Linked DNA regions of Homo sapiens: region 2 is linked to region 1. A link is a contact called in ENCODE Hi-C or POLR2A ChIA-PET data. All regions are on one chromosome and are shown on one strand. Each heading gives the region's core, a stretch centred on a gene start or an enhancer-like site at or near the end of the contact. The rest is flanking DNA. Distances are from core to core; before and after follow the strand shown. Region 1 overlaps CTIF (cap binding complex dependent translation initiation factor). Region 2 has its middle 25 kb from the start of SMAD7.

The links. A loop is a pair of places that touch in the nucleus more often than their neighbours do. ChIA-PET counts read pairs that join two places held with the same protein, here RNA polymerase II (POLR2A). Pooled maps may share reads with other maps.
Region 2: a pooled map shows a loop between it and region 1 (2.6-fold over the local background). The contact joins two enhancer-like sites. A Hi-C loop is called at or near these places in 1 of 168 maps with a recorded cell type or tissue (right lobe of liver) and 2 of 50 pooled maps. POLR2A ChIA-PET finds 5 or more read pairs at or near these places in 2 of 52 experiments (GM12878 and naive thymus-derived CD4-positive, alpha-beta T cell).

The regions. Positions count from the first base shown.
Region 1 is chr18:48,799,524-48,806,463 of GRCh38, forward strand. The region is part of intron 9 of CTIF (cap binding complex dependent translation initiation factor); the gene reads left to right. Among named protein-coding and RNA genes, the nearest start is that of CTIF-AS1, 39 kb to the right of the region's middle. RefSeq lists an enhancer at 1,770-2,209. Within about 2 kb of position 3,453, at least 13 of the 41 ENCODE cell types and tissues checked have a DNase peak (open chromatin) inside an H3K27ac peak, as active enhancers do; they include right lobe of liver, where a contact is called at or near this core.
Region 2 is chr18:48,972,069-48,979,008 of GRCh38, forward strand. No RefSeq gene overlaps it. Among named protein-coding and RNA genes, the nearest start is that of SMAD7, 25 kb to the left of the region's middle. RefSeq lists silencers at 3,667-3,786, 3,887-4,186, 4,217-4,336. Within about 2 kb of position 3,568, at least 24 of the 41 ENCODE cell types and tissues checked have a DNase peak (open chromatin) inside an H3K27ac peak, as active enhancers do; they include right lobe of liver, where a contact is called at or near this core.

The DNA.
Region 1 (6,940 bases), core at 2,203-4,702:
ATCGTGAGTGGACACCTGAATAAGGACAGAATGAACTTCCCATCCTAGATGCCACCCTTTCTCCTGGGGAACTTCTATAATAGCCCAAAGCCAGAGTAATTTCATTTTCATGCCTTCTCTGGCCAAGCTCAGATCTAGCCAGGGACTTCCCCATTAATATAGGGGCCAGAAGCCCACCTCTCTCTGTGCACCCAGATTATTTCCTCCCTGGGGTTGCCACTGCCTTGGAGCCCCCCATCCATTTATTCAGTTAACAGATACACACTGAGGGCCTCCAGGGGCCTAGACGCAGCAGGTACATTGCCGAATAAAGCAGACAGAGTTTCTCTGCCCTTGCAGAACTTGCAATCCGAGTGGGAGAGGCAATCACTGAACGCATAAGCTTACAGGTGTGTCATTTCCAGTTATGATGGGGCCACACAGAAGAGCCAACACAACACAGTGAGGGATGTCACAAGAGTGGAGGGCCTACTTAGAGAAGGCAGAGGGCCTCTGGGAGGAGAAAACAAGTAGACCGAGACTTGAAGGAGGTGCATGTGCACCAGCTTTTCAGCAGCCGGAGGAAGAGGGTCCCCAGCTCTGGTTAGAGAAGCACCGTGGGGTGAAGGTGGGGCACCTTGGTATGCATGGTGACAGGATGGATTTTTCTTCCCCACTCTACCAGTATTTCACAGTCAGCATCCCCATCATCAGAAATATCTTGATGGCCTCCATTCACACATCAAGTCAACGTGAGTCCCCACACTGCTGTTTTATACCTGGCAGTTTTGTACTGTTTTGTACTCTCTGCCAGATACTCAAGAGAGGAAAAGAGGAATAAGATACCCAAGAGGCTTACAGTCTAGCCAAGGAAATAAAACATGCAGGCAAAACTAGGGCCAGCCGGAACATCTGCCCCCATCTCCAGCCAGCCCATCACATTCCCCACCCTCAGTCCCCTGATGTCAGTAGCCACCTACTGTTCTCCCTCCTGTCTGCAGAGATACCTTCCCTCTTGCTGACTCCAACACCCACCATACACTGGCCAAGGTGTGGGAGGTCAGCCAGGCTACCCCATAACACCTGGCATGGATAACCCCCCACACACCCATGTCCTTGGTAAGACCAAAGAAGCAGGAGGAGCAGGCATCTGCGGAGGTGCTCCCCTGGCCAGGCATTTTCATCATCACGGTGTTTAGCCGTGTTTCCCTTTTCTGGGTGGGGAACGTGAGACGGTAGAAGACCTGGGGCTTGCCCAGGTCCAAGGGCTGAGTGGGAGTCGGACCAGAGTGCCTCACCCAGGCCTGTCTGGCATTCAAACCCATTGTGCATATCTTGACACACTAGTGATTTTCATGTATTTTTAGCAGAAGAGTTGTTTTTCCAAACTCAATCTCAGGCGTGTCCTCAACCACATGAAACAGACCTGGCAAAGGGCCTCTGCCTGGGATCCAGGAGCTTTGAGTCTGCCCACTCAACTGCCCTTCACCCATCCCCACAGGTGGCCCAAGCCTCCTTGGGAACAACACAAGGGGCCCATCTAGTCTTCAGACCGGATCTCAGAACGAATGGAGAAGGTCTGAGCACTTCCTTCAGGGCCACCCCCACCCCCGGCACTGCTCAGAACAGACCTCACTGAGTCCAGTGGGGCAGAACCACACAGAATGGCACACTGTGAGAGAGGGGCCCATTCAGACAGAGCCCGGTGCAAACAGCTGCCATCCACGTCTGCAGAAATGGCAGGCACAACAGTCACTTCCTGGTCTATAACCCCATATGGTCTCCAGAGGCAGGCACAGGCCAGGATCACCATTTCACAGACGCAAACGTTGGTCTCCCCCAAGCTCCCTAGACTTTGTGTCCTTCTCTATCCTGGCTCCCTCCGCCTCCGGCTGTTCCTCAACTGTTGTCCAGTAGACATTTTGGGATACGGCTTAGATAAAGGATGTGTGCACTCCCATTGCAGCTTCCTTGAGGGATAATGCCACATAAATGTTAACATGACTTTTAAAGACCATCTGTGGCAAAGTTCAAAGTTGTGGGTGGATGTGAGCTTCAGGCCGAGTCATTCTGGAATCCCCATTATAGGTCAAATCTTTTTGTGAGCATTTCAAGGGGTTTTCTCAAATTCTATAAATAGCTTAGTAACGCCTGTGTATTCATCTATTTTTAAAGCCAGTCTTCCGGACAATTTCAGAAGTAATTGGGCCACTCATTGAAAGTAGGGTTTCAAAAGTCATTTCTTCAGCTTCCAACTGCTTCCAGAGCAGAGGGATCCCAGATGCCATTTCTGCCTAGGGTTGGGGACCCAACCTTCTTAGTAGAACCTGGTCCAGGCAGAAACCGTGGAGAAGACTCTAGGAATCTCCAAAAAGCTGGATAAGCTGAATTCTGGCCCCAGCTCCCAGTTCCTCCCACAGGAAACCTTGGATACAACATTCATCCAACTTATGCTTCAGTTTCTCACATAGCAGAATATGGGCACAGTCACCCTTTGCTGATTAGGAAGGGTTATTACACCTGTTTGCGTCACTCTGTCACCTGGGTGCAGGTCAAAGGTCTCTTTCATTTTATAGATAAGGATGCAGAGGCACGGTGACTGGCCTGACAGTCACATGGTGACTTTCCATTTTATAGATGGGGACACAGAGTCACAGCAGTTGGCCAGTCTTGCTGTCCTTTTATTTTGCGGTTGGCCTGCTCCTCAGGCTGAGGCCTCAGTGAGCACAGCCCCACTCTGTTTCCACAGAGAGCTTCATGTCATGGATAAGACCTACCACCTGTGCCCGGGCCTAGGCCTGGCAAACACCTGTCTCCAAGCCCTCGGCCTCTCTCCTGGGCAGGATGGCAGCCAGGCAGGGAATATCCGAATTCTGCAGAGACAACAACTCAGCCCTCTCCTCTGAGGACCTGGAGGGAAGTGTAAGGCAGGGGTGGGTGGCTGTCATGTCTGCATGATGACCTTTTCAAACTTGATGCCTTGGGGGGTCCAAAGAGCACCAGGCCCAGGATCAGAGACCTGGGTTCCAGCTCTGTCAACCTCAGAAGGTAGGCAGATCAAGGAGCCTCATCCTCCAGTGAGCTGCTGTGTGGGGCAGAGCCAGGAAAGCTGCAGGAAGTGCCTAGAAAGGCAGAGTGCTGTGTAGAGGTATGGCGAGACAGTGACATGAACATCAGGCAGGCGGCAGAGAAGATCAGGGCGCCAGCACGGGCACCAGCTACTAAGTGTGTAATCACTGAGGGCTGCCCTTGAGCCTGGGAACTTCAGCCCCCTCACGCCCCTTGACCTGACAAGTGGTACTAACGTCCTCCCTGAGGCTGAGTCCAGTGACACCTTGCTTTGAGGAATTCCTGCTTGTCCCACTGGTATTCTTCATCTGTCAGACAATCCAGCCTTCTCTCTCTGCTCAGGCTGAAAGGAAAACTTCCAGCCTCTTCTGAGGGCTTTTCAAGGCCACAGCCACAGCAGGTGCTGGCTCCCTTGCCTGAGAATAAGGCTTCGCGCCTGCCTAAGTGTGAGACAGAATTCCTGCTGGATCAGCCTGACTTCTCAGCTTCTCTCTGCTGCAACCCAGCGCCATCCCCCCGCCTCCCTGTCCCCTCCTACGGATCAGCAGAGCTGAGCCTACCTGACCTGATTTTGCCAATAGAAATATGCTGGGTGCTCACAGCCTGGGAAACTTGGAAATGTCTCCAGAGTGATCCAGATTTAGCTGGAAGTGGCTGATGGCTGTTCCCAGCCACAGTGTGTGCCCTTTGTCTAGAGCCAACTGCTGGGGAGAAAGCATTTCCAGCCACAGTGTCATGAACCATCAGTCACAGAGAATGTGTCTGGTAATTTTTTATTAATAATAGTTAAAGGATCGGCATTTGGGGCTTGATTTTCATGTCCATTGATTAGAGCAGATTCAAGATAATCCTCATCATATCACTCTCTCTTCATTCTTTTGGATGGGACAGAAAGGGCAGCAATCACCCAGTACATCGGGAATTTGACATGATGCTCAGGAGAGTGTCAGGCACCTGTGACAGCCACCCGATGGTCCTAGGTAAGGCCTGTGATTGCAGGGGGCAGCTGTTATTTCTGCGTGTGGTCCAGGGATCTGTCACTGAGCCCACCTGCCCCAGCTGCAGAATGACCACATGACCTGGTTCTGTCCAATCAGGGAACCCCATCACCACAGCCACAGTGATTGGGCTGAGAGATAGTCATGTGATGAGCAGGGCCAGTCAGAATCCTTCCCTGAGATTTGAGGGTTTGACATTTGGGGAGGGGGGGCTCTGTCTTCCTTTTGGCTCAAGAACCATTATGAGAGAGACCAGGTGCTGCTGACCGCCATCTTAGCCATGGCAAAGGGAGAACCTGTCTGTGGCAGCAGAAAAATCAGTCAGCATGCAAGTCAAAGCCCAGACAAGGGAGAGAGGGGAGAGAAGGGAGGACCAGCCCTGGGGTTGCTGTTTGAGCCCTGGGGACAGGCTGTGTCCTAGGGCCCACCTTCCATGTAAGACAGCCCAGGCCTGTGTGCCTCTTCAGCTAGTCTGAGATGGTTTCTGTCACTGGCATCCAAGAATCCTCAGTGTCTAGGGGCAGAGCAGAGTGAAGCAGTGGAATGGTCAGGGGTCGTTGGCCAGGGAGATCAGGGATACTTGGGGAAAGGTTCAAGTCCACCTAAAAAGGGACACACCCAAACCCAAGGAGTAGTTCAGGGCCCAGCTGGCATCAGAACTCAAGCAAACTTGTCCCAGGGCGGAGGCTGCAGCCCAGTGCCCACATGGTCCCCGTCTCCCTCCAGACAAGATGTGCAGCCACCACAGACTGTTGCCAGAGTGCAGAGTGACATGCAGGTCAGATTCTGACTGCTCCAGAGTCTAGGTGTGGCTGAGTCCTCAGGGCCAGGCCTCAGGGCTCAGCAGGACTGAGCCAAGACTGGCAGCTGTGGCCAGGACGTGGCATGATGGCCAGCTGTGAGTACAGCCCAGCAGACATGCCCCTTGGCTGGGCTGCATGTGCAGACTGCCAGGGGTCGGGGGCGGCCAGGTCCGAGGCAGGCTTTGGTGGATGGAGTAACTCAGGATACAGCTACCAGGTCTCTCTGCCGCTTATTCAGCACCTACTTTGCACCAGATACGTTGCACATGTTACTCATTTAAGCCAAGGAGGTTTGCCTGACCCAATCAGACTGATGCCAAGACCTTCCACGATGCTGCCCTAGGTGGGTGTGTGAGAGGCAGGGTCCATGGGCTGCCACCCAGGACCCGGGCAATAACCAGATCACCCCTTCCCTGCTTCTCCTCCTATCCTGACTCCAGCTCTGCTAGAAGCACTGCCCACCCAGCCTCAGTGCCCACTTCTCTGACTCTGCCCCTCACCGTCCAGTCCCCAGCATCCAGGCCCCAGTCTCATCCTCATCCCCAGGGCCTGGGAATCCATTATTTTGTCACCTAGGAGAAGCCTGTTGTACTGATGAGTTCTTTTTGTCCCAAGTCACAGGAACCAACTTGAGGTGGCTTAACATTGCTAAATCCTTTTCTGTAAGGATTCTGAGGTTTCATGGAGCCCAGAAGTCCCAGGGAAGGACAGAAGGGAACATTCAGGGTCGTCTCTCAGGCTGGGGGTAACCTGATGTGTCACAGTGTCTGTGGGTTCCATGCTGCAGGCCAGCCCTACGCTTGGGAATTCCCAGCCCTCTGCTTCACTGTTGATAGGAACAGGTGCCAAGGAAGGACTGCACTGTCTCTCTGAGCTGGAGGCTCCTGTCCTGGGCTCCTCCCAAATGATGATGACTGGGGTGAGAAAAGAGCCTTCCAGGAACTACCCAAGGCCAGGTCTAGCCATGGGGGCCAGGCCGCAGGCCCTGGGCTGTGTGATAGGAACGGAGGAGTGAGGGGGCTTCACTGGTGGGGGGGACCAAGGAGGAAAGCCTGCCGGGGGGATTGCAACTAGCCTCAGCAAAGCCCTGAGGGGAGAGTCTGACACAGGGGAGACTCGGGGTTGGGGTGGAGCTACATTGACGTCAACTGTGACCCCACCACACCACCAAAGGGCGGCTCTGCGGAATGTCGTGGCCTTACTTGAAGCAACCCTGGGAAGGGGGAAAAAAAATCCAATAAGCCAAGAAACATCACTGTATGGCAAAAATGTTACCCACAAAAGTGAAACAAATGTCATGAGACGGTGGCCTTGGAGCAGGGACTGGGACTGGCCCAGAGAAGGTGGGAAGAAAATATCAGGAGTGAACTGTCAGCCACAAATGAAAGAAAAGATGAGACAGGCATACATGCTGACTCTGTACTCTTATGTCTTAGATTAACAGCCCCCTACCCTTTGGACAGGTTGTCCTCTTAGAGAAGAGCTGTCTGACCACGTACCGTGGGATATTTATGCATCCGGTCCACACACGTTCATTGAACACCTACAACGAGCCAAGTCCCATTCCAGGGGACATGAAGATGGCTCAGAAAACAGGATTCCTGCCTTCAGGAAGCCCTTCTAGCAAAAAGTCAGGTCATCAACAGACATCAGACCTAGTGGAGGTGATCAGGGCTGGGAAGGAAGCATAGCAGAGTCGGAATGAGGAGTCCCGGGGGCTGTGGTGGAGGGGACAGCCAGGGAAGCCTCCCTAAAGAGGGAATGTGGGAGCAGGAAGGTGAAAGAAGGAAAGTTGGGGCCAAATAAAAAATAAAGCACCTTTTATTTGAAAATTAGTTTCCTCTTTTCAGTATAAAGAATTCTGTCAAATATGTTTTTTAAGCCATGCAACCAATTGCCCGGGAGAAGAATGCCTGGGATTGACTCCTGGCTGCTGGGCTCCCACAGCTCCCCATGGTCTGTCCCTCCCACATGTATCCAGCTTCTCAAGGAAAAGAAACTTCCTGCTAGCAGTAAATAAAAGTGCACTTTCTCCTCCCCACTGGAGAGATGGCAACAGCAGCCACCTCTCTGGACAGAAACAAACCAGGG
Region 2 (6,940 bases), core at 2,318-4,817, 170 kb after region 1:
TTTGGTTTGGACAACTGCAAGCTACTTTAAAATCACAATACATGGGCTAGGATGTGATTTAAAAACCAAATTATTTTACTCTGCCTGATCAACTCGCCAACCGGTCTCGGCAGTTTCTTTCTAAGGGTCCCCTGGGCGCCATTGCTAACCCTTCCCCTTCTTAGAATGCCTAAATCCTGTGAATCCTGTGATTCTAAGGCCCAATCTAGACCAGCTAAATTGGGTCTTTTTATTTTTTTTAACCTTTTCTTTTAGAATATTTTTAGGTTTACAGGAAGGTTGCAAAGAGAGTTCCAGTATTACCCCATATTCAATTTCCATCTTAAATTATTCTGTCAATATTCGTCACAACCCTGAAACTAGCGTTGGTATATTACTATTAACGAAATTCCATACTTTACTCCAATTCATTTTTCCCTAACGTCCTTTTTCTCTTCCAGAACCCATCCAGGATTCCACACAGGTCAAGTATTTTGTAGAATGTCCTTCAACAGGATTTGTCTGATGTTTTTCTCATCGTTAGACTGGAATTATGGGTTAGGGAAAAGAAGTCCACATCATATTGCGGTGCATGCTGTCAACATGACTTAGCACTGGTGATGCTGACCTTCAGCACTGGTCAGGTAGTGTTTGCAGGTTTCCCCACTATAAAGTTCTTCTCTCCCACAACCTCCTTCCATACTGTGTGTAGCCTTTGGAAGCAAATCACTAAGGGCAGTGCACCCTCAACGGGAGAGGGAATTAGGCTCCACTTCCTTCAGGGGAGTTTACCTACATACACAGATACGTAGTGTTTTGTCTACATGAATTATTTGAAATTATCTGCATGCGAGATTGTCTCTTCTTCTCCATGCACTTATCCAACCATGCCTTTGTATTAGCATGGGTTCATTCACAAGTATTTTATTTATTTATTTATTTATTTATTTATTTATTGAGACAGAGTTTCGCTCTTGTTGCCCAGGCCGGAGTGCAGTGGTGCAATCTTGGCTCACTGCAACCTCTGCTTTCAAGTGATTCTCCTGCCTCAGCCTCCCGAGTAGCTGGGGTTACAGGTGCCCGCCACCACGCCCAGCTAATTTTTGTATTTTTAGTAGAAATGGGGTTTCACCGTGTTGGCCAGGCTGGTCTCAAAACTCCTGACCTCAAGTGATCCGCCTGCCTCAGCCTCCCGAAGTGCTGGGATTACAGGCGTGAACCACCGCACCCGGCCCCTATTTTATATTTTATATTTGAATCTAATACTACATTATTGATTTTGTTGTTCCAGTTGTTCCAGGTTTGAGGCTGGGCCCTCTTTCAGGTTGGTCCCTGTGTCCTTCTGACATACCCACATCCCTTTCATCTTGAGCACTTTCTTACTTCCCAGAACCACAAGGTGTTCCGGACTCATCTTCAGCATTTCCAGCCCCAGTCCTAGGATCCGCCATTTTTGAACATTTTGAACAGAGCAGACTGGCCACTTTTGACCCCTTTTTCCATTAAGATGTAGGTAGTTCTCTTGCGGGAAAGAACCCAGCCTTATTATCTGGTGCAAGCCAGTCAATTGCAAGTAACTTGAAAGGGAGTTCAGTGTTTTACAGGGTGTTTGTTTCCATGGCTGGCATAGCTAGGACCTCACCTTCAGGCCCATCGCCCTTTCTCTCAAAAGGTTTTCAGTTTGCTAGAAGCCACTTTCCTCCCTCACTTTACTTAGATTGCAATGTAGACCCGCCCCAAGTGAGTCAGGCTAAGGAGTTGAGAGAATAATTTAGAGAGGCCCTCTTCTCCTCCTGCAAGTCCTTTGACCTGCCAGCCTGCAAATCTGCTATATAAAGATAGATAAGTAGCCAGCTAGCTACACACACACACAAACACACACACACACACACACACACACACACACACCCATATACCAAAACCGAGAAGGCTACGGAGAGAGGGCAGTGGAGGCATTCACTCTGAGAATTACTGTTCAAAGGGGAAAAACAGGGAGGCACTTGGGCAATCCAGAAATGCAGGTCTGAGCTGGCCTAGGGTTTTAGCAAAGGAGGAGTGAGTTCTTCAGAACAGGACCAATTAAAACCTTTTAAAGTAATTGTTCCCCTGCCTTCTTTCAAAGTTGAGCTCTAATCGTGGCCTTTCATTCTTCCCACCACTCCATCATTTTAAATTAACCTTGCGATTCCCTGCAGCTGCCTCTCACCCATCACAGACATGCTAATGCACGTGTGTGCTGCTGGGGGGCGGTGGGAGGGGACCCTGACACTAGCTTTGTGAAACAGCATCCCTGTGGGCTCTGTTCCACTCACCCCCCTACCCACCCTGGCAGAGCAGAGGGGAGGGAGGAAGGAAGCAGGCAGGTTAGCAGAGCGCAGGACCAGGCAGTAAAGTCTCCTAGCTGCGCTACCTCGCTACCTCGGGGTGTCCACATTACTCAGCCCCTCGGAGCCATGGGGGTGGGGAGGGCAGGGCCTCCTGGGACAGGACCATAAACCGTTTATGAATCCCTAAATGTCACACATCAAGTCGACATCACCTGTTCACCTTCATTCTTCTCTCCCTTTGTGAAAAGTCTCTCTTCGCATTCCCTCCGGGCCTCTCCCCTCCTGACCCTTTGGAGTAGGAGCCTTCAAAGCCCTGAAGGTTCCCGAGTGATGTGGGAAGTAAAGTTCTCAATGGAGGTCTCCTCCTAGTGAAAGGGCACTCTGTACTTAATGGAACTGGCCAGACCGTGAAGGTTACCTTGACCTTGTCTGCATGATAAATACAACTGGAGCGGGGCGGAAGGCACACCATTCAGAAAAGCAAACTGCTTGCATCTTCTTTATTTTTAATCTCACTCCATTTTGCTTCTCTGCAGGATCAAAGCAAGTTAAGGAGAGACAGCCTCTGTCTTTCAATCCTAGGGGCAGCTCGTGCAGTCGCCCCGCCGCGGCCACTCTCCTAACACGGGCAGAGGGGGCAGCGACGTGCCCCGGTCGCTCAGCCAGCTGGTGGCAGGGCTGTGACGGCAACCCAGGCCCCCAGACGCCTCTCCGCGTCTAGGCGCTTCCCATAATGGAAGGCTTCGCTCCATTAAAAGTTATTTTAGGGAATCCACAAGCCCACCGCCATCCCCCCCAAAGTGGAAATTTTATGTAAACGAGTCAAAATAAAGCAACAGTTTCTTAATAAGTATGTTTGGAGTTACACTCTGGACTAAGACGAGCCGAATCGGGCGAGGGGATGCGGACTTAAAGGTTCCAGTGTTCTTCTCCATACGGCAAGACTATTTTTAAAAATTTAAGGACGTCTTCCAGTCCACAGTCCACACCGCCTACACCCCCGCAGGTCAGACAGGCGCGAGTTCAGCCCGGTGACCCCGCCATCCTCGCGGCCCCCACCCTGGGGCCAGGGAAGAGGGCGTGGCCGACCCCAGCCCCCTCACCGAAACCGGGCCTGTCCCCTCCCCCATCGCGGTCCCGCACGGCGGCGGAGGGGCCGAGGGGTGGCGGCACCGGGATCCCGCCGCCACCCCGGCGCGCACGGAGGCAGGGTTGGGGGAAACACGATTCCTGGGGAGATTGGAGGAGGCGATGCCGCCGAGGCTGCGGGGGAGTTCTCCCGGAGAACTCGGGGGCCGGGTGGGAATGCGACCTCCAGGGCAGCTATCGCTGCTCCCCCGTAACTGCCGCAGGGACCCTCCCGGGGTGGGGGTGGGGACGCGGGGCTTCCGTCCCTTCCGGGCCGCGGAGGTGCAGGCCCGAGGGGCCCGTGCAGTCAGACGTGCAGTGTGCGCGGCCCGTGACTCAGCCGGGTGGCGACGCGAGGCCGGGGAGGCAGGGGGAAGGGGCGGGCGGGCCGGGCGCGCAACCGGGACCCCGCGGCCTCGGGAGAAGCGAGGTGCGCGCGCCCAGGAGTGGGGGGCGGGGCGGCGGGCGCGCGCGCAGCGGAGGCGCCGGGCGGCGGCGAGGGCCGGGCCGTATGCCGTCTTCCCGGCGCCGCGCTCCCAGAGCTCGCGCCGCCTCCCGGGGCGCCGCGCGGGTGGCGCAGGTAGAGGCCGGGCGGGGGTGGCAGCCACCCCGGGGCTCAGGTTCCAGCCGCCAGGCTTGGCCCTCAGCGGGCGCTGTCAGAGGGCGGGCCCGCGGGAGCGGGGCGGCGGCGGCGGCGGCAGAGGAGCGCAGGGCGGGCGGAGACCGTCGGGGTCACCTCTCCAGCCCCCCGCGGTGGCCGAGCCACCCGCAGTTGCGCTCGAGGCGCCGAGGCGGGGTGGCCGAGCGAGACCCGGGCCGGGCGCGGCTCGGGCCGCACAGCCGCGGCGGCGGCTGCAGACCTGTAAACCTTAATGACAGCAATCTTGCCCGTCTGCGCCTCTGACTCACGTGGTGACCCAGCCTCCAGTCACCCGGCGGCCGCCCTCCGGCCTCAGTTTCCCCCGCCGCCGAACAATGAAGCCACTGTGTCGCCGTTCATTTCTGAGCGCCGTTTCACACGCGGAGCGCCGCCGCCTCCCTGGGGAAGGGACCGAGGCGTCCGGCTTTTAATTATCCCCGGTGGGCGGGCGTGGGGAGGCCGCGCTCTGCTGGATAATTGAACCCTGGGACTATTCCCTCGTCAGCCCAAGCTCTTTATCTTAAGCCGTCCTTTCCTCTTCATCGTATTTAAATTTTACCCCTTCCTCTCCACGCTGGTGGGACTGCTTGAAAAACAATGAAATGGGCCGGTTAGGTGGCTCACGCCTGTAATCGCAGCACTTTGGGAGGCCCAGGCTGGGGGATCACCTGAGGTTAGGAGTTCAAGACCAGCCTGGCAAACATGGTGAAACCCTGTCTCTATTAAAAATACAAAAAAAAAAGGGGGGGGGGGAAAGAAATTGGCCGTGCATGTGGCGCATGCCTGTAATCCCAGCTACTTGAGAGGCTGAGGCACGAGAATCAGTAGAACCCGGGAGAAGGAGGTTGTAGTGAGCCGAGATGGCGCCATTGCACTCCAGCCTGGGCGACAAAGCGAGACTCCGTCTCAAAAAAAAAAAAGAAAAGAAAAGAAAAGAAAAGCAATGAAATGACTCCCCGCCTAGTTTAGGCAATTTGTGTTTTCCCGAATATCAAGGGTTCAGTCAATTTGCTCGCAACGAACTTGAGCCCTTCCTGTGGGCCAGGCCCAGTGTGCCCAGCACTGAAGCCACCGCTGCTCAGAAGCCACAGCAGGTTCTGAGGAGGCACAGCGGCGGAGAGGCCACCTCTTCCTGGTTCTGTTCTGCAGGCATAAAAGGGATCAGACTACTGACGGGCGAAGCTGAGTAAACCCCACATACATTATTATGCTGAGTGAAGAAGCCAAACACAAAAGGATACATATGGTGTGGCCCCCATTTATGGAAAACCCTAGAAGAGACAAATGTAGTCCCTAGTCCACCAAAAGTATTGGTTGTCTTGCGGTGGGGGTGGGGGCAGTGACTGGGATGAGGACAAGGGAATTCTGGGGGTGATGGAACTGTCCCATATCTTGATTCAGTCTCTGGCACCTGCGACCGCAGAGCACTCCCCACCCACCTACCGGCCTCTCTGGACCCTGAGACTTCAGGTTACTGAGGAGTCAGTAACCTTCCCCACTGGAAGGCCTTTCCCCCATGGCCCCTCACCCCCCATTCCTCCCTGGCCCTGGGTGCCCCATTTCCGGGAGCGGTTATGTGGATGGAAGTATACAGTTGTCCCAACTCATCCAACACTGAATGCAAAATGGGTGCATCATACTGTATGTAGGTGGTACCCCAAGAAAGCTGGCCGAAGCCCTAAGGGTGTGGGAAGCCAGGAGGCTAGGAGGCTTGGTGAGGGTAGCACTTTGGTCATGGAAGGGGATGGAGAGGAGAAACGTTGCTTGTTGAGGTCTCCAAAGAGAAGGCGTCACATGTTTTATGGAAATCTTACAAGCCCCAAATGTTACTATTATTATCCCCGTTTGACTACTGGGGAAACAAACTTAGGCTGAGTGAGCTGCCCAGCCTCCCTAACCCTGTCCCTGGCAGATGGTACTGAGAGGATCTGTCTTCCTCTCTCAGTGGACACGACAGATTCATCGCTGTGTGGGGGACACCGAGTGTGAGCGTCAGGGTCAGCAGCAGGGCCTTGGAGGCAGAGGGGACCCTGTGAGAATCCTGCCCTCTTTCTAGTGCTGTGACCTGGGCCATATTGGCTTCTCTCAACCCCAGGCCAAGTCCTCCCCTGTGTAAGATGGAGAAGGTCCCACCTCGGGCCTGGCGTGAGGAGATGAGGGCGCTTAGGTGGGTGCCTGGTTCGAGGCGTGCCCGTGGTGTTAGCTGTACCTCTGTGACCTTGGGCGAGTCCCTTCCCTGTAAGGGCCGCAGTGTCCTCATCTGTAAAATGAGAGGGTGGCTTTAAAGTGCCTTCCACATCCTGGTATCCTGGAGTATTTGGAGGGGCCACGGGGGAAAAGCAATGGAGGAACTTCCGGGGAGGGGCAGCAGGTGCAATTGAAGGAAGGAGGTGTCCCGGGCATCCCCATTGCTTCTGTGGAACCCAGGAGGGTGAGGGGTCTGTGGGGTCGTGTTCTGACCCATGTCCTGCACCATGAAGGGGAGATTCCTCCAACACCATGGCTGAGGGGGCCGCAGCATTGCTGGAACTCATCAAGGGCATAGGGGGTGGGGCTTTGCTCCCTTAGGAAGCGGCCTCCTCCACCGTTGGGCAGTTCCGGTTTCCAGAACATCATCCTTGTGTGGACCCAGCATCTCCCCCAGATCTCTTCTGAGCCTCCGACCAGGCACCTCAAGCTGAGGGCATCCCTTGACCAGGAATATTTTCCTCGGCTCAGTCTGTCCAGACCGTTCCCTCCCTAACTAAGGGATAGTCCAGAGTTCTGGAAGGAAGGGCCTTCCTGAGGGGAGGCCAGCTGTGCCTGCCCACTGAGGACCTTCAGCCCGTTCTCTGCCATTGCAGACCCCGTGTCGGCCCCACTCCCA